2 separate regions of the Homo sapiens genome follow, and region 1 is linked to region 2. A link is a contact called in ENCODE Hi-C or POLR2A ChIA-PET data. All regions are on one chromosome and are shown on one strand. Each heading gives the region's core, a stretch centred on a gene start or an enhancer-like site at or near the end of the contact. The rest is flanking DNA. Distances are from core to core; before and after follow the strand shown.

Region 1 (4,518 bases), core at 1,691-4,190, 2.2 Mb before region 2:
AAACCAATAACCTTCATAATCTGCTGGTTATTGAGTATTTTTTATAGAACTGAATTGACGGTTGAATTGAAAGAAGCCCAAGCATTATATAAAAGTATACATGTCACAAAACCTGGTGATATTACCTGTCAATGTTTGATCTCAACAGAAGATCAAGGACAGCGATTTTCTCTGAAAATGGGTCTTAAACAACAGAGACTAAGTCTATTTAATAAATAGAAAACAGGTTCTTAATCTAGAGTCCAAGATTTAGTACAGGGAACCCAACAACATCCTGAAGCTTTATGTACAATTCTGAGTATTGGCTTTCATCAGATTTTTGAAGGAGTATGGGATCTAAAGACAGAATTAGTACACCTAGGAGTGTGACAGTCTTGTTAGCAGAACAACTTCATAAGACCTTAAGTTACTCAACAGCAAATACCTGAATAATAGTAACTTCACTGCCACAGAGTTACACACTAGATTTTCCTCCTCCTAAGGATGTTTCAAAAAAAACAAAAACCCTCAAAGGTGCCACCAAAACCCAAGAAATGTTGTTTCTAGAAACTATATGGGATTTTTACATCGCAGTTAAGACTACAGGAAAATCATGAGACAGTTTCGGCATTAAAGAGAGAAGAGAATGACACATATTCCTCCCGATATCACTTTATAAAACCTCCCATTCCAAGCCCCAATAACAAACTAAGTAGAACATCTCAGATATACTCTCTCAGAATCTTAAGGGTGAAATCCAAATGCCACTCCCCCCCGAGAGAGGCAGCAAACAAGTTTCTCCCAATTCCAACAAAGTGGGTAAACCTAAGGCCTACAATTAGAAATGAAAGATTCTGCCCATCTGCTAAAATAAGGAGGGGCTTGTCAGTCTTGTCTGATGGAACTGGAGGGGAGCGTGACAAGAGAGGTTGCACAGGATAGGCCCAGATCTTACTCAAGAACTGTAGCCCTACCAGATTGGTGTGGGTATGAGAAAGCAACTCAGCAGCAGAGGTAGGTAACAAAGGTAGGACCTGAACCTCCTAGTGAGGAGCTACGTGGCATTAAGCAAACAGTGCTTCGTCTCCCTCACACCCAGCTTCCGCCCAAACCATTTTCCCCTTTGGTTACCAGTTGCTCCAGATGCCGTAGAGTAGTTCCACAAAAGCGAAAGAGAGGTTCAGGCACAGGAAGAAAAACAGGTTCCGGGAAGTCTTGTCGGACAGTATAGACCTGGGAATGATACACGTGGAAAAGAGCCGGGAGAGTTAAGGAGGTGCCGGGACCCCGAGGCTGGGTACCCTCTTCAAGACCCTCCCAGTTCACATGCTCCTTTCTTCACAGCTAGGGGTTGACGGGGAGTTTTTGACTCTCCCTCACTGGACCTCGGGCCATCCTGAGGTCTGGGCCTTCTCCCTTTCTGCCGGACACCCCCTCCCCGCAAACACAGCACCCCGCACCTAAACCAGCCCGAGATCTTGCCGAACAAATTGAACTTGGGTGGTTTGTATTCATCGTCTTTGATGGACAGGGGCAACATCTTCTCTGCCCGGCGAAGGGCCGGGTCTACTCCCCTCTAGAAGTGGCTCCGTGGGGTGATGGCAGTGACAGTAGTGACGCCTCAAACGGGAATCCCCAGCGCTTGTCCGGGGCCGCGCGCCGCTGCGAGACACAGACAGACACAGACACACACCCGGGAATTCGCTTACTTCCGGCCCGGGCCGCGCAACGCGTCCTGGGACAGGAAAGGAGGGAGGCCGGTCGCGGGCGGGGCCTGCGCGGCGGAGGGCGTGGCTTGCGGCGGGGGCGGGATGAGAAAGGTGCTGGAGCTGTTGGAGGGACGCCAGGAGGTGGCAACTACCAGGGGGTGTGAGGGGCTGACCTGGGATGGAATCCTGCCACCCGGACTCAGGAAGAAAATCCTGAGGTGGCGACCTGCAGACTGGGCTGGGAGATGGAGAGCCCGCTCACGCCCACCCGACCGCCTACCACCAGTGTTCCCGGATGCATGGGCTCCAGCGCCTGCCCTTTCGCCATTTCCTCCCAACTGGCATTAAATCCTGGTGTGGTAGATATCAGTGATTAAGAGTCTAGGCAGCCACGTGTTCTATTGCCGCCAGTCCGCAGGAAACGCAAGTGATCGTTTTGCTGCGTTAACTCTATGGGCGCCCAAATCTTAGGAATCCATTCCACGCCACCCCGAAAACAGCGCTTGACCCTTCTGGACTGCCACGCAGGAGGCGATCAATGTTTTTCTTTCTTTATTTTTTTAAGAGACAAGGTCTCGCCCTGTCACCTAGGCTGGAGCACAATGAGGCTCACTACAGCCTGGAACTCCCGGACGCAAGTGATCCTCCTCAGCCTCCGGAGTAGCTGAGACCTCAGGCGTGCGCCACCATGCCTGGCATCAATCAATGTCTTTCAAAATAAAGGCTGTTAAACGTAGTATAGGAAAGAAGCTTTTTAATGGTAGGTTCTACCAGACGTGTTTGTTTGATTTTTAGGTTTGGTTAATGCATTGTTTCCCGTACAATCTCAACCCGCGGAAACCCCGAAACTCTAGAATTCGTGCCGGTCTCTTTCGCTTCCAGGTCATCCCCGGGGCAACGGCCGCCGCTCTAATTCTTGTCAGAACCTCCAGGCCAGTTTCAGCAACGTGCAGGCAGAAGCTGGCCCCTCGGTGGGATGCGAGGGCGTGTGGAGCGCGGGGAGGAGAGCCCCACAGGCCTTTCCTGGGCACCCGCGGTGGATGGGAAGGCTCCTTCGGGCGCCTTTCAGGGAAGTTGTTTGGCTGAGGGAAGGTGGTCCGTCACGTGAATGTTTAAAAGTTGTTACCTTGGAGAAGAAATGGAGGAAAGGATTGGCTTTCGGAGGTGGGCTGGAAACTACAAAACCGAGCTTCCTGGGAATGCCTTTTAGGCCGACAGGAAGTGGAGCGTCACCGAAAGGGAGGGGCGGCCACTCGGGGACTGTCCCTTGCTCCAGGCGCTCACTTTGCGGGCGGCACTTTTTCCAGGTTGTTAATCCAGCTAATGGAGAAGGATAGATGCACGCTACTTGGTTTAGAAAAAAAAACAAAAATGAGCAAACGAGACGCCCCTTCCGTTTTATGATAACTAAGCTGCAGGGAAATAAATCGGCTGGCCCTACTGCAATCTACTGCACTCGAGGTAAGGAGACACAGCAAAATGCTCCAGTATTAGTATTTTTCTTTTTGTAGTGAGGATATATGCATGTTTTGCTCTCGTTCTGAGAACTTTGTGTGTGTGTATGGAGTATTCGGTGGTTTTATTTTTGAAAATATGTACTTATTCTACAATTTTGAAAAATGTTAATTAAAACTGCTGTGTAAAAACAGCTAGGTTTCAGAAGTAAGTTCTGGGAAGAGTATTTTGTATTTGCCTTTGTTAGCGTATATTTCATTCTTTTAATTTAAGTGTAGAAATATTTAAAATTAGTAGCATTTACTCTTTTTTTGGAAGGAAGTTTTTGTATTAGCAGTAGACCTTGAATTTTACTCTACTGCACTGCTGAGGAAAAATTAATTGGGTGCAAACTAGATAGTTTAAAGATAAATAATTCTATGGTAATTGGATTTTTCTCCAAAACGCCCTTATTCAATATGATTTAACTTGGGAGAAGGCGGGAGAAGTAATAGAAATAATTAAATTTCAGCAACTGATTTCCAGCATAATCCTAACTCATCAAGGTCAGCTGCATTTTGAACTTTTTTGTATTCTGCCTTTGAAAATAAGTCCTATATTTTATACTGTATTGCTACAAATCAGAAATCGCTTAAGTGGTTTATGGAGAAACCTACATTACCTCTTTTCAAATAGTTTTGAAATGGGTACGAGAAATTGAAGTTTAATTTCAGTTACATCAGTTTCCAGAGACTCCCAAATTCCCCCACTCCCCATCCCCCAAGATATATGATAGGTATTCCCATGAGGACCTTCTCCTTTCAAAAAGTGATGGTGATGTCTTCACATCTTTCAGTCTTAAAGAGCATAATGACCAAATTTAAAACTAAAGGCATTTTATTTGCAATATAAAAGTGTAGGTGGACACTATTTAAATCAGGAAAAGTTCTATGAGTGAAAAACGTCAGGCTGTGCCTCACTTCTTTTGTCATTGTCAAATAATGTTTGTCCCATATATGTTAACCTATCTTTGTTGTCATATCAAATTTGTTTCTTTCATTCATTCAACAGTCATTTAATGAATGTCTTCTATGTGCCAGGCTCTGTGCTGGGTGCTGGGGATACAAAGCCAGATAAATAAAAAGTTCCTTCCCTGGAGGAATTTTATGGAAAAGAGTAGTTATGAAGAAAGGGGGGGGTTGTGACAGGCAAATCAGTCTCGTCTTTTAGAACTCTGTGATGTTTAAAATTTACACAAGGGATGCCCTTGGAGCAGTGTGAAGGGACAGCTGTCACTCAGTAAGTCTTTCCATAAATACTAAGCCATTCCTTTTGCCCTTTCAATATGTCGTATTGGAAAATCAAAAATGATTCTTCAACTCTGTTCAAATGGTAT
Region 2 (4,534 bases), core at 789-3,288:
TTAAAAGAATACAAAATTAGGTGGAAAAACACATTATTCAGAATGAGAAAAGAAATCTCAATAAATGATTGGAGCCATGGAGATCTAGATTCCTTAGTCTGAGAGAGCTTTAGGCAATTCACCAGAAATGCTTATTTAGAAATGCTTCTGGTCGGGACCTGTCATTTCCTTCCCACCTAGAACATCTGCGACTCCAGCAACCCCCAACACGCCCAGAGGTCTAAGCAAACGAATAGCGCTGAAGCTTCAATTTCATTAGCTTCACCTTGGATCTGCCTCTGACAAGAGGACCTCATTTAAACATTGATTCTTAAGAGTCAGCTAGAACACCTAGAATCTGGGGAAAGAGAAACCACTTGACAAGTTTAAAACAATCCGAGTCACTGTGGCTCAAGCCTGTAATCCCAAACCCTTTGGGTGCTGGAGGTGGTAGAATCCCTTGAGGCCAGATGGGTCCAGCCCCGACAAAAAAAAAAAAAAAAAAAAAAAAAAAAAAAAAAAAAAACCAGAAAGAAACCCTGATGATTCTGATACACCATTGCTATTTCCAACATCCCATCCCAAAGTTTCACAATGCATAACCATAGACTAATATTCCTTATCCAAACAGCAATGTAAAGAAGGAAAGAAAGTAAATAACCAACTGGCCAACTGTCGTTGATCTGAACATGAAGTATGTGTGGAATATAAAAAGGCAGAGTTTACAACTAAACATAAAATAATTCCATTGTTTTACTACTTAACAGAAAAGTCAAGAGCACAAAACTGTGATAGTCTGTTTAAATATTCGGAATACAAACCTGGGCCTATCATTCCATTTAAACCGAAGTAGAAATAAGTTTTATATACTCCTCTTTGGAGTCAGAGTATGCATGGTCACTTCCTAACTTTGGTTTGCTCTCCCAGAGTAAATGCGGTGGTTAAGTAGGTCGTTTGCTTTACCTAATATCTCCAGGTAACGTTAAAATGAACAGGCTTCTTAGTAATGAATACAGCGTTGTGATCTGAACTCAGGTCTTCTCTCAGCAGCAACTTGAGAAACTGGAGTGACATTCAACCTCCCTGCAAGAAAGGTATTTTTCTTTTCTAAAACCCTTTAAGAAATTACAAACACCAGTCTACACGTACCAAAAGTCTACCACTAGCCCCCACAAGTCAATTTCCCTCCAACAGTAAAATAAGCAAATAAGAGCCTTTGGTCCTAAATTTCCCGGGGGCAAGGAAAAACGAAAGCACTGGCTGTGGGTTGGGTGGCAGTAGCTGACCATCTGAAAAATCCTTAGCTCCTCAGCGGAGGAGCTTCCTGTTAGAAACAACCGTTTTCTCCTGTTCAGGGAGATTTCCTAGAACCTATTCCCACAAGACCCGAGACTCACCCAAGTCTCAAATCCACAAGCAACAACACTAAATTAAGAATAATTTCTCTAAACTTGGCTGCTCTCCCAGAGTTCAGGGCTGGCCTCGCCCGAAAAGCAGCTGGCGGGAGCGGTTTTGAGCCACCAGCCTCCCAGGTTCGGGAGCTGCCGCGAGGAAGATGTCTGTGTCAGAGAAGCAGAAAGGGAAAACAAATCACAACTTTGCAGACTCCACTAAGCCACAGCCCCGCCGAACGGAAGGTCAAAGTGCGGAGGAGGGAGCGGCTGCGGTTTGAGGCCCCGAGGCGACGCGGCCCCGGGTGCGGCCAGAGCTGGCAGGCGGGGTCCAGCAGCCCGGGGGACCTCACTCGTCCCCAGCTCAGAGCCACCGCCCCGGGAGGGCAAGCGCGCCAGAGGCAGCCGTCGGCGCAATGCTGGCAACGCCCGGAGTTGCCTTGGAAGTTTCCCGGGACTCGCCGCCGCCGCCCTCACCTTGCTGAACACCTCCAGGTCGTCCTCGTCCTCGTCCAGATCCAGCACCTCCGCCTGCAGCAGGGCGGAAGAGCCACTGCTGCCCGGAAAGGGGGCGCCGCCCCCCGGGCTCTCCCCGTTGGCGCCCCCGGCCGGGAGGCCCGAGGAGGGCGCCTGCGATGCCCGGCGCTCGCCCTCCATCCCGAGAGTGCGCGCCCAGCCGGCCGCCACCGCCGCCGCCAGCCCGGCTCCCCCGAGCGTGCCCATTGGCTCCCACGTCTCCTGCACCTCCCCGGCCGGCCCCGCTCCAGCCCCTCGCCCGCTGCGCAGACGCGGAACTGCCGGGACCAGCGCTGGCCCGGGCCGGGCGCATCCCCACCTGGCCTGGGGCGGGCTGGAGGGGCGGAACTGGGACTCTCGGACTCCGGCTACGTTGGAGAAAGGGTTGGCTGTACCCTGGAGAAGAGGAGAGACTCAAAGGTAGGAGGTGGGCGTCCTCGCATTGACCCAGTCGGGGGCCACCGAGTGACGGTTTCCGCAGTGGCGGGGTCTGGGAAGAAGCCACGAAGCGAACCGTCCACTTCGCGGGATCCACAGCGAGGCTGGAAGGCACCCGACCCAGCCTTGCCAAGAGAAAAAAAAAAAACAGCAATAACAATACTGTATTTCCTGTATTCAGTGGTTGCCTTTCTTCTTGGTTGTGATTTTCGAGCTAATGTAAAAATAAAGACATGAAAACTTCCCGTTTTGTTAATTGATTTTTGACCCAGTGACTGGCCTGTGCGGTCATTTCACTGTCGAGCCAGGAAAGCTGAGCTTTACAAACTATTTTCAGCCACTTTCAAATGCATCTTTACTCCTGGACGTCTTCCTGAAGTTAATGAGCAGAATGTTACCAAGACCCAAGGACAACTAGCAAGTCTGGAAAATTGCCACCGAGAAATAATCTTCAGTCCTTGCATTGCCAAGGCAAAGCTTTAATTATTTAACTGCTTATTATTCAAAAACAAAACTAAGTTCCAAAACTAATGGAAAATTTTGCCCACGTTGATATATTCTTTAATTTATCTTCAGGTTTTATTTACTTCCGTCAGCCCCACCTCTTTTCTGTAGGCCCATTTAAAAATTTTTAAATACATTAAGCTCTATGTAAGAATTCCTTATTTGGGGAAATAGAGAATATCTTTATTTCTGATTAGAGGCAAGGCCTTAATAATATATTATCTCCTAATCATTCAAATGTATTCCCATTGATTTCAGACGTGCACCCACCCTTCAGTCAGGTTGGTCACTGCCCCATGAGTATCCACATTTGTTTCTGTGCTTGATGATTTCTGTACTTTAAATGCCATCTCCTGCCCATCCTTCAGAAATTAAATATAGTCCCATCTCTTTCAGAAAGACTTTCTAAATGACAGTCTGTTCTCAATTTAGCATTTAATTTTATTCCATCTTGCAGATTGTATTTGTTTCATGTACAAGTTTTCCATTCCTTAGTAAATGATAACATTTTCAGGTTGAGGATCCTGATATGTATTAACCACAGTATCAGATGTACTCTCAAAATGCTCTCTGCTAATTTCTGTAAATAATATAAGTTATTAAAAGACTTTATTTTTTCCTTGATAAGCTTATTCTGACTAGTAAGGAAGATTCAAGGTTTTCTAATTGCAATCTGAACCAGGAAATTCTTAATAATGCTGTAACTCACAGAATTGCTAGAAACCATAGAGAATGGGCTCAGAAAATGGGCAGAATAAAGCAAGGCTGCACAGCTTGGATTATAGCCAAAAGCAAGGCCACAGAACCAGTGGTACAGACATTGCTGCTACCATTGCCTGATACTGGTTGCCACACCATCTTCACCAGTGTCAATATTGTCATTAACACTGATGTTACTGGACTCCAGTTGCTTTCCCTGGCAGCAGTACCACAGCTACCTCTGAGAACTTCCCTGCTATTACTGCCACAAAAATGTCTCCATCACCCTGTTTCTCTGTGTTGATTTTTCTAGTATTAAAACCCTGGAGAGTATGTGTGCTTGGCCAATCTGGCCAAGTTTCATGGAAATTCCTAAGGCAGAGAATTTTCTAAACATAGAAAGGCCATATTGATGCTTGTCAACCAAAAACAAGAAAAATAGGAAGAGGGGTAGGATGAGGAAGAAGAGTAGGGAAAACGTGACTATAATTTGCCCCTTTGGCTGTCCAATTAATATTACCTTTCTTCACATACTCCCCCTACCTCCATGCTTTGAGCACCTGAGCATGCAGTTCACAGCCCCTCAAAGGGAGATAATCCCAAACCTACTCATTATTAGTACAACTCCAAAGCAGTATGTCTATTCCTCCTGTAGTCTCAGCTTCCTATTAAGTGGGACTATCACTGGGTTTTTTTGTTTGTTTGTTTGTTTGTTTTTGAGACAGAGTCTCACTCCCTCGCCGAGGCTAGAGTGCAGTGGCGTGATCTCTGCTCACTGCAACCTCCGCCTCCCGGGTTCAAGCGATTCTCCTGCCTCAGCCTCCTGAGTAGGTGGGACTACAGGCGTGCGCCACCACGCCCAGCTAATTTTTTGTATTTTTAGTAGAGACAGGGTTTCACCATGTTGGCCAGAATGGTCTCGATCTCTTGACTGCATGATCCACCCGCCTCGGCCTCCCAAAGTGCTGGGATTACAGGCTTAAGCCACCGTGCCCAGCCTATCACTA

Evidence for each region. Hi-C counts contacts between places; a loop is a spot of excess contacts on that map. ChIA-PET counts read pairs that join two places held with the same protein, here RNA polymerase II (POLR2A). Pooled maps may share reads with other maps.
Region 1: a loop to region 2 is called in a map of ascending aorta, with 10 times the contacts of the local background. The contact joins the promoter of EXTL2 here to the promoter of SNX7 in region 2. A Hi-C loop is called at or near these places in 1 of 168 maps with a recorded cell type or tissue (ascending aorta) and 6 of 50 pooled maps. POLR2A ChIA-PET finds 5 or more read pairs at or near these places in 1 of 52 experiments (MCF 10A).

What each region holds. Positions count from the first base shown.
Region 1 is chr1:100,893,264-100,897,781 of GRCh38, reverse strand. EXTL2 (exostosin like glycosyltransferase 2) reads left to right here and starts at 2,940. Exons shown (of 5, transcript NM_001033025.3): 1 at 2,940-3,149. SLC30A7 (solute carrier family 30 member 7) reads right to left here and starts at 1,692. Exons shown (of 11, transcript NM_133496.5): 1 at 1,440-1,692; 2 at 1,111-1,212. The coding sequence starts at 1,519. RefSeq lists enhancers at 1,188-1,347, 1,398-1,647, 2,198-2,267, 2,162-2,884, 2,885-3,608.
Region 2 is chr1:98,659,225-98,663,758 of GRCh38, reverse strand. SNX7 (sorting nexin 7) reads right to left here and starts at 2,038. Exons shown (of 9, transcript NM_015976.5): 1 at 1,848-2,038. The coding sequence starts at 2,027. SNX7-DT (SNX7 divergent transcript) reads left to right here and starts at 2,987. Exons shown (of 1, transcript NR_189290.1): 1 at 2,987-3,452. RefSeq lists silencers at 1,657-1,726, 1,957-2,076, 2,097-2,236.